Linked DNA regions of Homo sapiens: region 2 is linked to region 1. A link is a loop called in an ENCODE intact Hi-C map of the cell type or tissue named here. Cell type or tissue: ascending aorta. All regions are shown on one strand. Each heading gives the region's core, and the rest is flanking DNA. Links, peaks and the distances in the headings are about the cores only.

Region 1 (10,635 bases), core at 1,139-9,138:
TGAGTGTCCCTGCGTCTGCCCCCATCTGCACCCCCGGGAGGTGCCTTGGGGGAGGCTGTGGGGTGGGTTGCACCCTAAGCACGCACTCTGGGCTCCTGACTTAATCTCTGAGACCCCCACCCCCTCAGGCTGGACTGGCCACCTGGGCTGGCTGGGTCCCCTCACACCTACTGGGTTCTGACTCATGGTCCCAGCAGGCTAAAAAGGGGGTGGGGCAGGACAGCCCAGTGGGCGGAGCTGTGAGAATCCAGGCCGGCCTCTGGGCTATGCTCTGGGCAGGTCTCATGCCCTCGTGAGCCGTGGTCTCCCCACTGAGGCAAGGGGTCAGCTGCCAGGGCCCCCGTCATCAGCCATCGGAGCTGGAGTGCAGGTGGGGACCACCATACTGATTCCAATGGCCCCAGCCTGGCCCCCACAGGTCCCCCAGGCCAGGACTTCAGCCTCCTAGAGCCTACAGTGCTCACCATGGGGGGACCCAGCCCACAGGTCGGGCTCTATAACGTGTGGCAGAGACAGAATGGGAGACAGGCCCCTAGTCCACCCTGGTCGTCACCACAAGTGCCCTCCCCCTGGGCCCCCAGCCCCACCTGGGAGAAGCAGATGTGACTCAGTTTCCCTCATTCGGCCTTTCTCGTTCTGGGCTAGACTTACCCAGGTGGCATCTTGAGTCATCCTGGGCGATGGCAGGTGGCCTCGGGGCATGAGGGCTGCACTCCAGGATGCCCGGTGGCTAGGTGACAGGAGAGGCCAGCGCAGGAGCTTCTGTCCCCAGGGAGTGCTCGAGGCAGGCTGGGCCCTGCAGACAGGCGGTGCACACAACAGAGCCCAGGGCCAGAGAGTGAGTCTTCAGGGTGTGGAGGTGAGGCTGAGCCTCTTCCACTCAGACGCCCTGCAATGAACCACGGCTCCTTCAGGCCCTGTCCAGCCTGAGGGGTGCACCACCAGGGTCAAAGATCACCATGCCCCAAGTGCACAGTGGGCAGATGAGGTGGGCCAACGGGGGGAGCTTGCTGGAAGAGTGGCGGGAAGACAAGAAGAGACATGGCTTCAGGGGAGGCCACAGCCTGGGCGAAGGTTTGGCTGTGAGACCATCAAGTCCCCACCTAAGGACCTCTGTGCCTGAGGGTGGGGCCTGGAGAGGACCGGGAGTGGCCTGGCTCTGAGATAGCCCTCCCTCCCTATCAGACCTCCCACGGCTCCTCCTACCTCCAGAGCCAGGATGGCAGGAGGCCCAGCTCACTGTGAGGAAGGCCAGCCCCAGGCAGGGGCTCCAGGTCAGCGCCACTTCTTGACCTGTTGGGTTTTAAAAACAAAAGTGACAAGTGTCAGCTCTGGAAGAGACGTGGCCTTACCCAGCTCTGAACCCCTTTGTGACCTTGGGCCTTGCCCAGCCGTCCCGCACCAGAACCGACACTCCAGCCTGGCCCGTCTCTCGCCTAGTGGCTCACCCACCCCTGTAAGGGCCTGGATGGAATGTGGAATGGCCTCCGTGGCCAGCCCTGTGTTGGACAATGCCAGGTCAGAGGGGACCAAGACCCAAGCCTGTCCTTGAGTGGTCAGTGGTCATGTCCCCCTGCTGGGAAGCCTGTGCCCTGCCAGGCTGGTGCCTGGATGCTCTAGGGCCCAGAGGAGGGCAGCAGGATGCACAGGGGGGACAGCCTGGTGCTGCTTTCCCGGGTGCCTGGCCTGTCAGCAGGTGGCTGGACTATGGAGGGAGGGGTTAAGCCCCCATTGCACCGAGGAGGATGCTGAGGGTCCAGGGGGGCTGTGGCTTCCCCTGGGACCCAGGACGAGGAAGGCTTGGGGTTCTCCCACGAGCGGAAACCCCCGGGAGGGGCCCACAGCATCCAGTCTGGGGCTGCAGGGCTTCGGCAAGGTCTTGTCCAGTGAATGAAAACTTCACCTCACGCCAGCCCATTCTGGCAGGAGTGCCCTTGCAGGGTGCGCACGGGGTGCAAAGGCCAGGGAGGTGCATCCAGGCAGGAAGGGATGTGGGTCCCCGGGGCTGAGCCCAAGACGCTGGATGGGAGCAGACATACCGTGGTTCCCTGCAGCCCTGTACCGTGTGACCTCGAGCAAGAGCAGCCCTGCTGGGGACCGGGAGAGTCACCCACCAGGCTATTGAGGGGCCTGTGGGGACACTGGGTGGGGGGTGCCCTTCCCTCCTCCTCCCTGAGCACCAGCCCTGCCCACGCTCCCAGCCAGCTAGGCCGTCTACCACTGTTGACACCCTCTCTACTGTCTCTGCCCCTCCCCAGCATGCCCGCAGCCCGGGCTCCCCCTCCAGCCTCCCAGAGCAGCAAGTGTCCCGGGCAGGCCTCTGCTCCCAGCATTGCCCTGGCCTGTCCCTCTGCCAGGCACAACCACCCTGCTTTTTCCTGCTCCTTTCCCCTGAGGGCCCTGTGTTCCCTGGTGAGTCCCAGCTCTGCCCGCAAGGCTCTAGGACTCGCATCTGGACCACCCAGGCCTGCAGTGGTCAGGGAGCCTGAATGTGGCAGTGCCCGCTCCGGGGGACTCTGAGGAGGGTGTATGGACACATTTCCTGCACACCCAACCCTGCTGTGCTCCACAGGACCAGGACACAGATGCTGTGACCTCAGCGGGCTCCACCCCCACCGCAGGAGGATCTGCACGCAATCAGGAGAACTCCAGCCGACAACCAGGGCTTTCTGGGGTGTGGGGTGGGGAAAGACTGATGTTTCAGCTTCGTGACCCACTCATGGAGCCATTTCTGAGCTGGTGGGGAGAAGGCCAGTTGCACGTGTTGTGGGGTGTGTGCGGGGGTGATCTCCAGGCCCACCTACCTGGCAGCCCTGGGGGTGAGCATGGGGCTCAGGCCTGGGGAGACAGCAGGAATCTCCCCTTTCTCAGGAGGCTTCCTGAGACAGACCAGAGAAACCCTTCGCAGCCAGCCTGGATGAGGGCTGGGAGGGCCATGCAGCGTAAACGGTGCTCCTTGAGCAGAGCTGACGGGGAGTGAGCAGTCGGCAGGCGCTCTGCCATCTGCCAGCTGCCACCTCCCGGGCGCTGCCCCGGCCCCACGGTGTCTGCCCGTGGGCAGGGTGCCCGGCAGGCCCAGGCGGGGGAGGGGCCGGGCCAGCCAGGACAGGTGTGCGGAGGCCTCGGTGGGCAGGTGGCCATTTCAGGGCCGGGCGGATGTCTGGAGCAAGTGAGGCAGACAGACGGTGTCACCCCGAAGTCACCTCGGGCTTGGCTCAGGGCCACTGGGAGCCGGACCCCCCCAAGGAGCACACCCCCGCCACCCTGATTGGGTTTCTCCCCATAAAGCGGCCAGTGTCTCTGCTCAGCAAGCCGTGCCAACAATGGATCTGGGAAAAAGACAGGGAGGGGTGGCGTCCGGGGGCTAGGACGGGAGGCGGGCCTCCTGCAAACACGGCCCAGAAAGCTAACGAGACACACACGGGGCAGCCTGCGGCTCTGGCTCGGCCGCAGCAGGGCAGGGACCAGGGCGAGGTGTGGGAAGCATGTTAAAAGGACCAAAAACCCAGCCATCAGCAGAAATATCTGATTGCAAAATTAAAAAAGAAAATCAATGCAGAAACGTCCATGATCTAAAAATATCAAACTTAAATCAAGATGGGACGGGTAAGGGTTACTGACCTCTCCTCTGGCCTCAGGCTGCAATACAGCTAGGCCGCCCACAGTCTCACGGTCCCCAACAGCATGCCATGGGGACGCCGCGGCAAAGCCACAACTGGAACTGCACTCCTCAGATCCAGGCTCCTCCCCCGGCCCTGCACACTGCACGCAGGTGGGAAGGGGGTGCCCCCAGGATGGAGCGTGGCCCGGACCCCAGGGCTGCCTTCCTTCCAGGGCTGCCTTCCTTCCAGGGCTGTCTGGGGTCCCAAGGTCCCCTCACTGGCCCTCCTGTTAGCACCCTCCCTGTCTGGCTTCCCCAAAACTGACACCCACGTGCTCCGGGTCAGGGTCTCCACCGTCGGGGGTCTGTGCCCTGTCTAGCTTCCTGCTTTCCTGTTCTCTCATAGCCACTAAGTTCTCAGTGGGGGTGGGGGGCAGGCTCAGGGAATGTCCACTCCCTGGGGCAGGGGCCAGGCCTGCTGTGGCCACATGTCCTGCACCTAGAACAGGGCCAGAGGTCCAGCAGACACCAACATTGTGGCCACAGGTGTCAGCGTGGAAGCTCACAAGAGTAACGCAGCACCCGAGACACCTGAGGGCTGGCACTGGCAGGGGAGGACCCTGCTCTGCAGACACACCTGCGTCCATGGGGCACAGCCCTGGGGGCTGCCAGGCTTGGTTCTGACCTGCTCTGTCTCCCTCAGTGATGGGCCTGGGATGGGGTAGGTTAACCCCTCTGGGCCTCAGCTGCCTCCTCCGTATGATGGGTCAGGACGCCAGCCCCCAGGGCTGTGGGGAGAATCCGGGGAAGCTGCTCTTTAATGCTCCCGGGTTACGCAAACAGGCTTGCTTGGAGTCCAAAGGGGAAAAGCAGGAATGCGGAGCCCGCTCTTCTCCTGTGGGGATCTCTGTCTGGTGTTTAATCATTAGGCATACTTTTAACCTCAAAGGCGTGTACTTATCTGAAAACATTCTTAATTCAAGCCACAGTCTGGGTCACAAGGTGGGGAGGGCAGGAAAGAATCGGGGGTGGCAGGGGGCGGTGACCAGATGCAACTACATCATTAAAAATACCCCAGCCTGAACCCCGCCCTGTGGTCACCCCACCCAGCAGCAACTCCCCACCAGAGACCAGCCCTTCTGCGGTGGGGGGCTTTTCCTGCCGGGAAGCCTGGGGCTCCCGTGTGCCCCAGGAGGATGCGGGCCTGGCCTGGCATGTGGGGCGACTCTGGTCTGGGCGGGCAGGCGGGCAGCATTCCTCCTTCCCATGCCCGGCTGGGTTTTCCCAGGGTGAAGGCAGGGCCTGGGCAAACTTCGTTTCGTGGTGACGGAATGTTCTGTCCAGGAACCACAGGGAGAGGAGTCTGGGCGGGGTGTAGGGTGGCATCCAGAGACCTTCCCAGGCCTCAAGGGTTTGGCTGGGTGCCCGGCAGGTGTCTGGGGAAGGGTCTCCTCCAGCGAGGAACTGACCCACGGCCACGTGGCGAACACAGGCCACCGTGGGGTCCACCCGGCACCACCCCATGCTGCCCAGAGGACCTGCGTCGACCCCTAGAAAAAGCACACACTCATCAAACGCCATTCTCTGCTTCACGTGGTGATTTCTCCTGCCTTCTTCTAGGAGGCACACTGCCCTCCAGGGGATCTTGTTGCAAGGATAGCAGGAACCGATGTGTGGCCAACCCCACAGGGCTCCCACAGGGCTCCCACAGGGTCCACCTGCCCCCTCCCCGCCTGGCCAGGGGCACAATTGTCCTCCACGGCCAACACCCAGCATCTCCCTGATGCTGCTCTGCAGCCACCCTGGCCCCTGGGGGTTCCTGGAGACCGTCCCTTCGGAAATGTGCCACTTGGGATCCTCTGGCTACTGGAAGGGCAGGTGCATGGGCCTGTGACGGGGCAGGAAGCAAGCTCAGAGGCTCAGGAGAGGCCGAGGGGCTCTGGTGGGGAGGGAGATGCTGTCTGGAATGGCTGAGGTTGCGGGGATGGGGCCTGCAGGAGAGTGGGGGCTGTGGAGGGGCCCAGGAGGGAACAGGTCCTCCACTCCTGTGTGTCAGAGACTTTGGCTGGCCCCAACACAGGGAAATCCTGGCCAGAGTGCGGCCCTGCCCTCTTCCTGAGGATGGCGGTGCCCCTCTCTAAGCCAGAAGTTGGGCCGGCCACTGAGAGACCCACTCCCGGCCGGGCCAGGCCAGGAGCGCGATAGGTGCAGCCGTCAAGGCCTGAAGGCGTCACCCCTGCAGAGGTGCCGGGAGCCCAGGTGGGCCCCACACCCGCCTGAGCTGCCCTCGGCCCAGGGCTCCCCCGCCAGCGAGGCTGTACTGGCCCGGCCCTGGCTCAAGGCTTCTCCGTCTGCTCAGCAGGGCTGCCTCAGGGTGGCGAGGGGCCGGCAGGGCTGGGTGAGGGGCCAGGACTCCCGGGCTGCCTTGCCAAAGGCTGGCTGGTGCCAAGCCTGGGGCAGCCACGGCCAAGGCCAGACTGGGCGGGGGCCGGCGCTGGGCTCTGTCCAGGCCGCCAAGGGCAGGCAGGCAGGCCATGGCCGCCCTCCCTCCCAGGCCTCTCCAAGGCCACGGCCACCTCAGCCACAAAATGGCGGCAGGCCGGGCGGCCATTTTGCAGAGCGCTTGGAAGACAAAGGCCGCCGCGGGTGGGAGTGGTGATGGGGCCGGGAGGAGCAGGAGCCACCGGAAAAGCAGCACAGTGCCCGCCCCGCGCACGGCCCCAGAGACAGGCAGGTGGGCCCTTCTTCTGCCTAGGCTCCCAGCAGCCGGGGCTTCTAGAGGCCTTGTCGTCCCGTCTAAGGGTCTTGCAGTGGCCCCGGGGGACTGGGGGCTGCCTGGGGCACTGATGCCCTCCCATGTTGCAGCCCAGGTGGCCTAGCCTGAGGCATGACCTCTGGGGGAGGTGGCAAGGGCCTACTGAGCCTGGGCTTCCGGATTCAAAACCTTCTTTTGCCCCCAGACCCGGGGAGGGCCGCCCCTCATTTGCCTGAGGTTGGAGTGGTCCCCAGACAGGCGGCTCGAGGGCCTGGCCTGAACTCCGGGGACCACTGTGCCATGAAGTGGCTGCCACGGGAACGCTGGGGAACCTGCTCCAGGGATCGGAGGCTGCTCCCCGCTCCACCTTCCACGGCACCCCCCCAACAGCGTGGAACTTTCGGGGCCCTGCCGACAAGGGTCGGGGGTGGGGCCCACTCGGCCCCTCCTGGAGCCCTGCCCCAGCCAAGCTCAGCACCAGCCACTTCCCAAACAAGCCCCGAGCCCCGTCCTGCTTATCTGCCTGGTGACCGTCTGTCCACTCCCCTCTTGTGTCCCCTTCTCCGGCCTCCTCTGGACAAAAGGCACGGGCCCCATTGCCCCCAACAAACACTCGCTGGATGCAGAGTAGAGCCTGGCAGGCAGCACCTCCAGATCCAACAGATGGGCGGCCCCAGGGTGCCACAGGGACGCCTTCCTGCCCCCGCCCAGCAGTGGTCTCCATGTGTCTTCACCAGATCTTATTGGGAACCCAAAGGTCCAGCAGCGAGGCTGCTCTTGGGCTGGGGGTGCAGCCACATGGCACTCCCTCCCGACCTGCACAGAGCAGAAGCCTGTGATCGTCACCAACCCCACTGCACAGACTGGGAGGCCAAGGCCCAGGGCGGCCGAGCTGTGGCTGGCAGAGGGGTGTTTGTGGGGCCGCCGGGTCAGGGGAAGATGGTACTCACACACCTGAGGACTCAGCCCAGGCCTCTGATGGGGACCGCCGATCCAGAGCCACGGGCAGGGCCTTCATCAAAAAACAAGAATGAAATTAGGGAAAAGCCTGCACAGTGTTCATGGGGTGGGGGCTGCCTGGGTGACACAGGGCAGCATCAAGGGCAGGTGCCACTGTCCCCATCACCGTGTCACCAGTTGCCCTGACGACTCTCTGGGTGTGAACGGCACAGCCACCTCGCCTGTTCCCGGGGCCTCTCCCACGTGGCTGCTCCACGGTGGGGCTAGACCAGCTGCACACCGCAGGCTCCTGGGCACATGCTCCCAGCTGGGGACCTGGCCGGTGTGAATGCTTTGCCACTGTGACACACCCACCAAAGCCCCTCACACCTGGTGACTCACTCAGTCCTCGTGACAACCTGATCAAACGCAGGAATGGAGCGGCTCTTCCTTCCCCCACAGCCACAGCCAGCGCAGGAGCAACTGTGCTCCCCATGTTTCAGGGATGAGGGAACGGGGACCCAAAGAGGTTTACCTGCCGGCGCACGGGCACTAGGAGGTCCTTCTGTGTTGGGTGAGCCCAGGAAGCCCCCATCAGGAGGCCCGTTTTCCTTTTTCAGGGACAGCCAAGGGCCTCTGACTCCCCAGTTCTCGAGGCCAGCCCAGCTGGGTGGGTGAGGTGTTTTTGGAGAAGGGCACGTCGTACCCGGGACAGCTGGAGCAGCGACACGAGGCTGCGGGATGAACTGGGAGCCTGCTCCTTCCCAGAGCTGGACATGGCAGTGCTTTCAGCTCACTACTGTGTGGGGAGCAAGGCCCCCAGCCTGGGCCATGCCTGAGGCCAGGTGCCCAACCAACCAGGCCAGGGAGGGAAGCCAGAGCTGAGGAGGCAGCAGCCTTGGCCACTGCCAGGAGCACTGGGGCTGGGGGCCTGGCCCACCCCGGCACCATCCCGGCAAGGGTCTGAGTGGCAGGGCCTGAACCCACTGCACAGCCAGACTTCGGAAGGCTCGGCCCAGACCCCAGACCTTCCCCGCCCCTGAGGGATCTGGTGGCCCCACACCTTGGCGAGACAACGTTCATGGAACCCAGAGGTGTTTCTACTGCGGGGCAGCTTGGGGCCAGGGCCCTGCTCTGCTGTATGCCAGCCTGGTGGCCAGGGCAAGCCCCGTGGGCTCTGGGAGCCTCAGGGGAGGGGCACTCAGCAGGGCCATCAGGAAGAGGGATGACTCCATGTGACTGGCTCAGGGCTTGGCCCACAGGAACTCCTAACAAATCTGAACCGAATCAAGAAGGTGTTTCACCCAGGTGAAACCTGCAACAGCAGGTGGCTGTCCTTGCACCCTGTCCCATCCCTCATCACGGTGAGGGCTCAACTTCATGCTCACTAAAGTTTCTCCCAGACAGAGAGTGCTGCTCAAAGCCAACAGGGAGGTGCCGCGTGAGGGCCATCACTCTGCATTTTGTCCATAAAGACAGCCCCGACTTACCAGGATCCAACTTAAGATTTCTCAACCCAAAGGGATATGAATTCAGTAGAAACCAACCACACTTCAGTACAGTGTTGAATAAATAACAGGAGATCTTCAACACTTTATCATGAATAGGCTTTGTGTTAGATGATTTTGCCCAACTAGAGGCTAACATAAGTGTTCTGAGCACGTTTCAGGGAGGCTGAGCTGAGATATGATGTTTGGTAGTTAGGTGTATTAAATGCTTTTTTGACTTACAATATTTTCAATTTACAGTGGGTTTCTCAGGACAAACCCCACTGCAAGTCAGGAAGCATCTGCATTTTCAGCAGGACTGAAAGATCAAATGCAGGGCCATTGTAAGGGCTTGCTTGCTTCTGTCTGGGTATAAAAAGGCATCAGGCTGGGCGCAGTGGCTCACACCTGTAATCCCAGCACTTTAGGCCAAGGCGGGCAGACCAGCTGAGGTCAGGAGCTCAAGACCAGCCTGGCCAACATGGTGAAACTCCGTCTCTACTAGAAATACAAAAATTAGCCTGGTGTGAGGCAGGCACCTGTAATCTCAGCTACTCTGGAGGCTGAGGCAGGAGAATCACTTGAACCCGGGAGGCAGAGGTTGCAGTGAGCCGAGATCGCACCACTGCACTCCAGCCTGGGAGACAGAGTGAGACTCCCGTCTCCAAAAAAATAGAAAATAAAAACATTAAAAAAAATTTAAAAAGGCGTCTGGGTATTTGACATGAGAACAAACCTCTGTCCCCTCGACCTGCATGTGGAGGCCACCTGGGGCCGCTGCTGATGCCCTTCAACCTCTCGGGAGAAGAAAAAGTGCCACTCCACCATCTGCAGAGGCTGCTGAGGTCACACTGTGGTCCCCCGGGGCCCATTCTCAGGCTGTGGATGCCAGGTCCATTAGGCAGTCTTGGAGCTGGCCGATGTGGCTTCTCAGCATGGTTCTGCCATGGGGTGCCAAGCCATCACCCGTCTCACGTCTGGGTTTCCCATGCACCCACATCTGCACCCACTCCTGAAGGACAGGGCGGCCTCTCCATCAGCCAGAACCCAGGGTACCCAGAACAGGAACGAGTCCCTTCAGAAAACCAGCCAGTGCCGGGTATCAAGGGGGCCACGCGGCCGCCGGCTCTGGTTGGGGCTGTGGCTCCTGTTATTGCCACCAAGTGTGGGTGAGGCACGGGGCTAATGCCATGGTGTGGCCAGCAGGATGCCACCTCCTGAGCGTGAGGCCCATGAGAGGTGGGCAAGGCCGAGGGACCTGCCCGGCTGAGGCTTCCCCATCCTGGGCCAAGGCCTCCAAGGGGAGCAGTTTTGAGTCAGCTAAAAAACAAACGCTGCTGAAGGAGTCCCGGTCCCCATGGACCTTCAATGGCTCCCCCAGTCCAAGCCAGCACCCCAGAGGCCCTCCACAGCCCCAGCAGCCCCCAAGGCTGCAGGCCAGAGTAGGGCCAGGCTCCTGATCCCCAGTCTCCGTCTCTGCAAGAACAGTGTGGGACGGTGGCCCTGCCTTGCTGGTGGTCCTAACGGAGGGTGTGTGACCCCTGTGGTGATTACGCCAGCATCTGGCATCTGACGAGCACTGAGTAAGCACCTTCTGTGTGCGACCAGCCTCATCTTCCACGGATCATGCATATTGGGGTGCTGGTCCCAGCCCTGGACTGTCCACTCCCCTGCAGGCCTCTTCTCCTCCACTCCAGGCCCTTTCCCACACATCCTGAGCCTCAGCAGCTGCACACGGTGCCCCCTGCCCATGATCCAGGGGACACACCCTTGCAGCCTCCCTGGACATGTCAGTCCAGGCTTGGGAGTCAGAGACTCAGGGAGGGGCACATTCCATGCTCAGTCCTGTGTGA
Region 2 (9,065 bases), core at 1-8,000, 51 kb after region 1:
CTGCCACTGAGGACCAGAGGGGCCAAGGCGACAAGGAGGACCAATCACAAAAGCCCACGGAGTTATCTGAAAATAGATGCTAGGAGAATTGATGAAAGCCGCTCGGCAGAGAGCAGAGCCTGGAAGGAAACACAGGAAAATGTGACCAGAGCTTGTCTCTGCGTGGGAGAAAGGATGAATAATTTTTCCCTTATGTGCATTTTTCTGTATTTTCCAAATTTTCTATAGTGAGCATATGTTGCTTTCATGATCAGAAAAGGACTATATTACTGATATGATTCTATTTATTATAAGTCAAATAGATATAATTCATTATGAGAATGAAATGAATTATTGTTAATAGTTATGAGATTAACATAAACAATCATCGTCGTGTATTGCCAGAAAAGTTATTAAGATGGTAGCAGTTGTTCTCGTGTCTCTAGCACATCCCCCTTCAGAGAAACTTTCAAATAGAAAACGAAACTGGGCATCTCTGCTATGCAAATATTGGTGGCTGTTGTCATATTCCTGCAACAGCCCTTGACAGTGGGCTGGGCTGGGTGCTGTTCTCACTTTAAATCCGGGGAGCTGAGGCTTGGAGGAATAAAGGGAACAGCCCCAGGACTTGAACAGAGCCCTTGGGTCACCCATGTCTCTACTGTAGCTTCCAGGCCGTTTCCCCTGGGGATCCAATGTGTTTCCTGTTGTCCCCAATCTTTTAAATTTTTTTCCATTATTAGAGTTAGTACCAGCAGCCAGGGTGGAACTGCAATTCGTGAAGATTGCATTGGCTTGCTTTAAAAGAATGGTATCTGTACGGGTCCCTTAACCATTCGAGGGGCACCATCGGGCTTGTGGGTCATGCTGGGAAGTGGCCCGGCTGCCTGTGACAGTTTCTCAGCCAGGCAGGGACTCTTTTCCACACGATGACACTGGAACTGAATGCCACACTCCTTCTCCTTGGAAGAAAAAATGGTGTGTAGGACAAGGACTCAGGACATGGGTGTGGAAGAATCTCTGTGGTACGAGCCCAGCCTGGAAGAACTCTTAGGTCAGAAACACCCCTTTTCTGACCTTATTTTTGAAAAGTGGGCCATTTCCAGCCCCTAATAACGGAGGGGGACCAATCTCCAAATTCAATGTACTTGATCTTAAGAATCGTTCTTTAAAAGTGAGTTAAAAGGCAAAGTAGCATGCTGTTGTCTACTCTAAAAGGCAATTTCTAAATTTGGATTAAAAAAAAAATTGTACTCTAGCTTGCAAATCCAGTGGCTCTCAGAATGCAAGTAAGATACACCACTCCTTGTGCTAAAATCATCTTAAGCAGTTTAAAATAAATCAAAACAAAACGATGTGAGCCGAGCATATGTCTCCCATCCCTTGTGTTTTGAAGGCCGAGTGGGCCAGGCTGCCTAGCACAGACCGGTTCAGTCCGAGAGCCGCCTGGGCCCAGATCTCGGCAGTCAATGATTTTAAGAGAGGGCCACAATGTCTCCTGGACCAAAGAGACCTAGGTCTTTTACTTTCCAAAGATGGCCTCGGTTCTAGACAAGGATTAAATTATAAAATAAATCATTACAGAACATAATCAACAGGTAAGATGAATAAATTGAAGACATTTATTTCCTCCAAGAAAAATGTCTGGCACTTGGAATTTTCAAGCTGCAAGTAGATGTACACATTTTCAAAAGATCTTTCTTTTCCTTCGCTTCCTCACACTGGGCACAGCAAAACATCTCTGCCTTCTAAAATAAAAACACATGCCACTTTAATTTAGCAAAGAGAAGCCAGAATGCAGAATCTTTGCAGAGATTTTTTTTTTTTTTAATTAAAAAGAGAGACTGACAACTTCATTTTATACCTTTTCACGGGAAGTGACCCTCCTCCCCATGGGTCAATAAGTTAACGCCAAATCGCGGCAAAACGGCGAATTCCATCTCTGAGGCTCTAGAAGCTCAATCTAGAAGGAGAGATTTTAATTGTAACCCCTAAACAGCAAATGCTGACATTTGTCTTGCTTTCAGATAGTCTCCAGACTGGGCCAGAACATGACTAATTTATTTTATCTTATCCATCTATCTAGGCACAGGATTAAAATATTTATATCAGTCTGTTCACTTTAAAATGTGCAGTTACAGACACCAGCTTCAGGGCCACTCCTTAATTTTTCACAGTTTTGGCTTTTCATTGTTTCCAGAAATGCACAGTCCTTGAATGGCGAACACTCGCAAATGCTGATGAAATCTTTAAGTGAGGAGCCTCTAAACTAATATGAAAATCTCCCCTTTCAGGCTGCGTGGACGCTGCCCGGCCACGGTGACGGAGCTGTTCCAATGCCTGCTTCCCGAGACAGGCCCATGAAATCATGCAGGCTTGAGCCCGGCTTCTAGAAGGAGCACGCCTCTGGCCAGGGTGGCTGGTGGAAACCAGTCCTGGCCAAGGGAGCCCCGGCCAGGCTGCCAGGTAGGCAGCAGGCGGCAGGGGGTTAATGTGGGGAGCGGGCAGGGGTGGGGTGGGAAGCCAGCTGGGGAAATGGGGGCTGCAGGGCCCAGCCCGACCAGGCACAGACACAGGGGGCTCTGTCTGCTTGCCCGCTGCCCTGGCACTGTGACTAACCGCCCCACTATTGTGAGTCTGAAGTCAGCCCTTTGTGTCGTCCCCTGGCGTCTGGGAGCACAGCCGAAGAACCCTTTCCAGCAGCCCCCCTCATTCTGGAACCTGCAGCCCCAACATCCATTCTTTCAGCTCTCAGGGTTGCTGGGGGCTGATGAGCCAGTGGAAGTATCCCTTTCCCTGGCCAGGAAGGGCCACCAGCAAAAAAGAAGCAGAAAACCAGTCTCCCCTACTCTGGGTGGGGAAGTGGGGGGCACAGGGACCTACTAAACCTACGTGACCGCCGTGGTAGCTGCTCCACACGCAGCAAAGGAGCCATTGAAATGGGGAGAGGCCAAATCGAATATGGAAAAAATGGCAAAATATCCCGTTCACAGTTTCATACGAGCAACACACTGAAATAGGATTTTGGAAATTTATATTAGATTAAAATGAATTTTAGTACTAAAGTGAATCTTACCCGCTTATTTTCACTTTCTGAAAATGTGGCTATTAGAAGGTGTTAAATGACAGATGTGGCTTGCATTTGTGGCTCGCGTTGTTTTGTGTGAGCTCGTGGGTTTGGGGGTGCTGGGACCTTGAAGGCTGCTTTCTCCTAGGGAGACAATGGCACTCCCTACCCATCATTGTCAGGAATACCAGGCCCTTGCAGCCACACTGTCTCCTGACCCTGGCCTTGCATTCCCCGTTTTGAGAATTGGGACTTACACACGCAGGTGTCTAGGAATCCTTTGTCAAACACTGGCATGCACACGAGTATGCCTGCACACCCACGTGCACATACACGGACACGCACAGACATACACAGCCCTGGCTCCTGTCCACCGCAGGCTGGAGCAACCTGTCCCAGCTAGCCTTCGTGGAAGCCAGATTCACAGGGCACCCAGATGCCCTCCAAACCCCCCCTGGACCCAGACATCTGACCCTTTGTCCTGGGACAGACAGGACCAACCCAGGCCACACCCGCCTTCCATGGGCCGGGGCACTTTTGGCTTCCTGGTTCCCTTCCTCCATAAATACTAAAAATTCTATTTTATGACTACATCAGACTAAAGGCCAATAAAACCAGGTCGAATTCATTGTCGTATATTCATTATTTTTATAGTCATTTTTTCTTCTGATTTTAAAAGAAATTAAAATGAAAACATTTCATGGGCCCTAGGCTCTATGCCTCGTGGGCTTGTGGGCCCAGACCATCCCTCTGAGCTCCCATGCCCAAACCCATGCCCCTGAGTCTCACCCAGCGAGGAGCACAGGGGGCTTGCCTGCCGTTTGTCCAGTGACCAGATAGATACCTTCTGAACTCATTCCTTAAGTCCTGCCCTCAGTAAACAGTGTGTGAATCCCTCACCAGATGCCAGAAAACGTTCCACATTATTTTTAAAACAGAAGTCAGTCAGGAGGAAGGCCTGGGATGCCAGTGTGGTTGAAGGCCCCAAGTCAGTGGGAGCTAAGACCCTCACCCGGTACAGGGCTGGGGTCTCCAACCGGGGACCTGGACACCATGTTTAACACCCAAGAGCAGGCCAGCAAACAGGCGTGCTGCTCTGGGTAGCGACTGGTACCGTGAGGTGCAGCCTCCGAGAGCACCAGGCCCCTTCTGCCTCCCACCCTCCACCCCTGCTGCAGGTGCTGCGGGGCCCCCGGTTCTGGATGGAGGTGCAGAGGAGGCTGGGCTTTCCGGCGTCCCCCAGAACCGGCATCGGCTGCTCTGGCCTTTCCCTTCCCAGGGAGCCACGGCGCCAGGCCTGGGCCCAAACCCTGCTCAGGAAGGACGGGCCGGTGCAGGAGATGGTTAAAATTCTGCATCCTTTTTGCATCCGCCTCCAGAGGAAGCGCTGCTTTCTCCCCCCACCACCCCCCCCCCAACCCCCCCACCCCGCGAAGCAGGAGGAGGGGGGAAAAAAGCTGAGAGCAGCAATTTGCAGGCCTTGGGATGTTTTTCTCCTTGACAGCCCCGGGCCCCGCCTCGCTCCGGCCCTTCCTCCGACTGTGCGGCTGGCCCTGTGGCCGCGGCTCGGTGTCTGCCGCTCCTGCCCGGGCCCCTGCACACGCGTCCTCCCCTCGGCGGGGAGGCCGGCTAGGGGCAGGCGGGCAGCGATGCCTGCGTCGGCCACAGCTGCCTGGCACTGCCCTCCTTTGTGCCTGCCTCCTCTGCCAGCCTCCGCTCCAACCTCCCCCCCCAACCCCGCAACGAGGCCTGCTCCTGGGCCCGGCCGCAGGGCCCGTTGCCCACAGAGCGCCCACCCTGCGCCCACCCGGGGTGCCCTCACCTTCTGGGCCCCTGGCTCCTGGCCTCGGGTCCTGCTGGTGCCCAGGTCGCCCGGCCCCGTCCTCCGTGCTCCGCGTTTGCCCCACCCTGCTGCCCGAGCTCGGCGGCGAGCCTGGCACGGTGCCAGGCTGCCTGGGAGCCCAGCCCGGGCAGGGCGAACTTTCCAGCGAGGGTGTGTATGGGGGGGAGCTGCGGGGTGAGGGTGGTGCCTGGGGAGGGAGAGGGCCCCAGGTGCCCGGCGGCCGGCCCCCGGCCCCCAGCCCCCAGCCCCTGGCCGGCCTGCGGGGGCCTCCCCTGCCTCCCGTCCCCAGAGTCCCACAGAGGCGCAGACAACACGAGCGCTTGAGTCCCAGCAGCCATGTGCAGGAGCCGGCAAACAAACAAAAGCCCTTATTTATTTATTTAGTTCACACTCCCAGATAAGGAGGCGCCTTTTGTGCACATAATTTCACACACATCAGAACGGAGGCGATGCCACGGTACTCCCCACAGCCCGAGAGCCCCGGACAGCCGCCCGGCCCTCATGAATAATTGCATCGCCTCGGCCTGGGCATTTCCATATTTAAATTGGGCAGCAGCGTATGATTAATTAAGAAGGAAAAAGGCAAAAAGGAAGAAAAGCAGTGGGGGTGGGGAGCCGGACACTCTGGGCAGCGCAATGTGCCAAGGTGCCCGCGGCAGCTTAACTCCTCCCATGCCAGGGCCCAGGGGGAGGCCACAGCAGGGGCTGGGAGGGGAGGCTCCCAAGACCCTCAGCCTGGAGGGCGGCATGTCCTTGCCTGCTGTCCTGTGTCGAGTGCCACCCCAGCCTCACATGCTGCCTGGGGAAGGTTCTCTTCCTCCTGTTCGTATTCCGGGCAGCTCACCATTGCTCAGGTCAAAATGTGCCATGCCAGTGCTGGGGAAAGAGACACACCGAGGCCCCCCAGTGGGGCACTTCCAGCGGGAACTGACCTGTCTTTTGCCCTGCACAGCTTCACCCTACATCCCTGCCACATGCAAGCTGCAACGCTGCCCTGCCTGGGGAGGCTCTGCGGCCCATCCCCACTCTCACAAGCCTCCTCCTCCAAAGGGCTGGCTCTTCTGGCCCTGAAAGCAGCCGGCCTGTTCCGGGAGTGGGGCAGGAAGGCCTGCCACCCTTCTAGAAAGATTTTTGGCTAAGTGAGTGCCAGGAAAGACTATATTCCTAAGGCAAGAAGTGGCCCCGGATTTAGAGTCTGGCCATCACCAAGGTTTGGCCTTATTGTTTGCCATTTGTGTGGCCTGAGGCAGGTTATCTGGCCTCTCTGGGCCTCGGTCTGCCTGGTTGCAAAATGGGAATGATATGAATGCCCACTATTCCTGCCCTGTGGGGTCCCGGCGAGCAAGAGCAGCTCCTGGTTGGCAGAGAGCCTGCCCGAGTTCCCAGACTCGTTGTCCTTGTGGTGGGCTGAGGTCTGAGCCAGAACAAGTCCAGATAGACCCAGGACCATGCAGCCCTGCCCCTGCTGAGGCCCCAGGACACTGGTCAGAAATTTGCTGAGAAAATAATCTGAATTCTTGTGGCCAAGAGTGTCCTAGGGCCACCAGGCCTGGCTTGGTTGTGGGGGGCCCATCTGCCCTTGAGCGTATGCAGGGGTGTGTGGAGTGGGAGGGCTCTGGGGCAGGACCAGCTGCCCAGCAAGAGCCTCCTAGGGGTCCTCTGGGGTCTGGGCAGCATTATTATCACCCCCTCCTTTACAGCTGGGGGAACTCAGGCATAGAGAGTTCAGGAGCATACCTGAGATCACACCAAAGTGGGGGCCCTGGGATTTAAACTCAGAGCACCCCAAATCCCATCCCAAGGCTTTTCTTTTCTCTTTTTGAGATGGGGTCTTGCTCTGTTGCCCCTGCTGGAGTGCAGTGGCGTGATCACCGCTCACTGCAGCCTCAACCTCCCAGGCTCAAGTTATCCTCCTGCCTCAGCCACCCAAGTTGCTGGGACTTACAGGCGTGTGCCACCATGCCCAGCTAATGTTTTTTTTTTTAACCTTTGTTGCTCAGGTTGGTCTCAAACTCCTGGGCTCATGCAATCTTCCTGCCTCGGCCTCCCAATGTGCTGGAATTACAGGTATGAGCTACCGCGCTCAGCCCAAACCCAGGGCTCTTAACCACCCTACTATGTACTGTGCTGGCCCCCGGTCAAGGGAGAGAACTCACGTCAGGCAAAAATGTTTTACAGAGAGGCAGCTAAGTCTTTTCCACAGTGGATGACACAGTCCCCCTCACAAACCACCCCACAGATCCAACCCCAAGGAACTCTGCTTCTACGTGTGCCCTTGGGGCAAGGGATGCAAAGCACCAGGCGATGGAGCTCAGAGGATGGCACTCTTCCAGAGAGCTGTGTGTCTCTGGGAAAGCTAACACACCTCTCTGAGCCTGTTGCTACAGCTTTACCATCAGCGATGTGACTGCAAGCCTTCTCAGCTGCCTGTCAGCAGATGCACAGGCCTGTGCACAGAGCTCTGCGGAGACCACGCCGACATCGCCGCACACCCACCCTCCTGCTCATGGGACAGACCATTCACACCTGCTTCACCACCAGCCACAGGCTTGTCGGAAGGAGCAGACTCTTCTCCACGGACAAGCCACTGCCCCTTTGAGGGCCTCAGCTTCCTTACCCTATGAGATGAGGAAACAGATCTTCACTTGCCACAGGACTTGGGGGGATGAAAAGGTAACCTCCGTAAAGCTGCCCCTGGTGTGGGGAAGCCACCCCATAGATGACATTGCCCGCCCTCCCCCTAGGCCCAGAGCTCTACAGAGTCCTCAAGCTGGTGTCCCTCCAGGCTAAAACACTTCCACCCCCTGGGCAGTGCACTACAGGGTGGTGGGGAAGGGGCCATCTGTGGAAGAAACACAGGGCCTGGCCTGGGGTCCTGGGCAAGACCTCTGTGACCTCAGTTTCCCCAGATCCCTCCAGGTGTGACCTTGTAGATGGCCTCTATTCTGGATTCACAGCTGCTGAGGAGGAGGAAGAGGACACTGAAGGCATTCCTTCAGTCCCCTGGGGAGGTTCAGATGCTCAGACTCCCTGATACCACCTTTCCTGGGCAGAATAAAGTCCCCAAGATGTCCAAGCCCTAATCCCTGGAGCCTGGGAAAGTGTTACCTCCCAGACCAAAGGGACTTTGTAGGTGTGTGATTGAGTTGAAGATCTGCAGTGAGAGGGTAGCCTGGATTAGCCACGTGTGCCCAAAAGCAGAGACTCCTTCCCAGCCGTGGTCAGAGACAGAACAAGGGGACGCTGCTGGCTTTAAAGACGGAAGAAGGGACGAGGAGCCAAGGAGTGCAAGTGCCGCCAGAGGCCAGAAAAGGCAAGGGATGGATTTTTCCCCTGGAGTTCCAGGAGGAACCAGCCCTGCCAACACCTGGATTTTAGTTCTGGGACCCCACCTCAGACATCTGACCCCCTTGACTGTAAGGTAATAAATGTGCGTTGCTTAAGCCACTGAGTCAGCCATAAGTTGTTACATGGCTGCCACAGGAAACTAACAGGCCCTCCCCTCTGGCCCCAACATGCCCAGCTGCCTGTGAAGGGGAAGAAGGATGGCACAAGGCACGGCCCTCATCGATGTGTTCACACACCTTGCTCCCCTACTGAGCTGGCCCTGGGGCTGCAGACCTGATCCCTGCTCTCAGGAGCCTTCGCCAGCTGAGAGACGCCCGCAGAGCCTCCCCTCCACTGCGGAGGCTCGAACCTTCCCTCCTGCTGCTGCTGCCCCATCCTCTCCTCTTCCTCCTGCTGCTGTTTGTTGAGTGCTCCCTGTGAGTAGGCACCAGGCTAGTGTCCTCCTCCCAACCCCAGCCTCATAGGCTCAGCGGTCAGGCCACCCGAGCAGTCACATTGTAGACCCCTGAATCCTGCCCATGGTTTGGCAGGACAAAGGGCCTTTTCTGCTTCAGAGTCACAAATGTGTCCTCCTCACAATAAGGGTGGCATGGAGGTCCCTGGGCCAGTGCCTCAGCCTATTGAGCCTGGGGTCCTTGTCTGTACAGGGGGATGAAGGTAGCACCTCACAGATGGCGATAAACCCAGCCAGTGCAGGGCAGGCAGTCAGCGCTCCAAACTCGCTTCAAGTCTTTGCCTATGCTGCCAATCAAGTCAGCTGTGGGAAGAGTCAGGTTTTTCTCTTGAAAGTCAGGGCCGGGCACGGTGGCTCATGCCTGTAATCCCAGC

Evidence for each region. A loop is a pair of places that touch in the nucleus more often than their neighbours do. Peaks named below come from ENCODE experiments on the same cell type or tissue, not always from the same donor. Only the 100,000 strongest peaks of a DNase experiment are listed, where the experiment ranks them.
Region 2: a loop joins it to region 1, with 1.9 times the contacts of the local background. A loop is called at or near these places in 6 of 110 quality-filtered maps.

Annotation. Positions count from the first base shown.
Region 1 is chr22:46,099,925-46,110,559 of GRCh38, reverse strand. It overlaps LOC124905135 (collagen alpha-1(III) chain-like), which reads right to left. Exons shown (of 2, transcript XM_047441696.1): 2 at 1-10,635. The coding sequence starts at 7,080. The coding sequence ends at 5,971. MIRLET7BHG (MIRLET7B host gene) reads right to left here. Exons shown (of 5, transcript NR_110479.1): 4 at 1,207-1,293; 5 at 1-796. Among named protein-coding and RNA genes, the nearest start is that of MIRLET7A3, 7.5 kb to the left of the region's middle. RefSeq lists an enhancer at 5,389-5,903. In ascending aorta, for the core only: a CTCF peak has its summit at 5,737; no DNase peak of the experiment used is centred there; H3K4me3 peaks cover 1,837 bases; H3K27ac peaks cover 7,827 bases.
Region 2 is chr22:46,049,724-46,058,788 of GRCh38, reverse strand. The region is part of intron 1 of LOC124905135 (collagen alpha-1(III) chain-like); the gene reads right to left. It overlaps PRR34 (PRR34 long non-coding RNA), which reads left to right and starts at 4,564. Exons shown (of 2, transcript NR_165243.1): 1 at 4,564-5,039; 2 at 6,890-9,065. It overlaps PRR34-AS1 (PRR34 antisense RNA 1), which reads right to left and starts at 4,943. Exons shown (of 3, transcript NR_027034.1): 1 at 4,869-4,943; 2 at 1,844-1,942; 3 at 267-1,727. RefSeq lists an enhancer at 415-464 and silencers at 4,654-4,813, 5,054-5,173. In ascending aorta, for the core only: no CTCF peak of the experiment used is centred there; DNase peaks (open chromatin) are centred at 548, 3,428, 4,428, 4,978 and 5 weaker places; H3K4me3 peaks cover 6,855 bases; H3K27ac peaks cover 8,000 bases.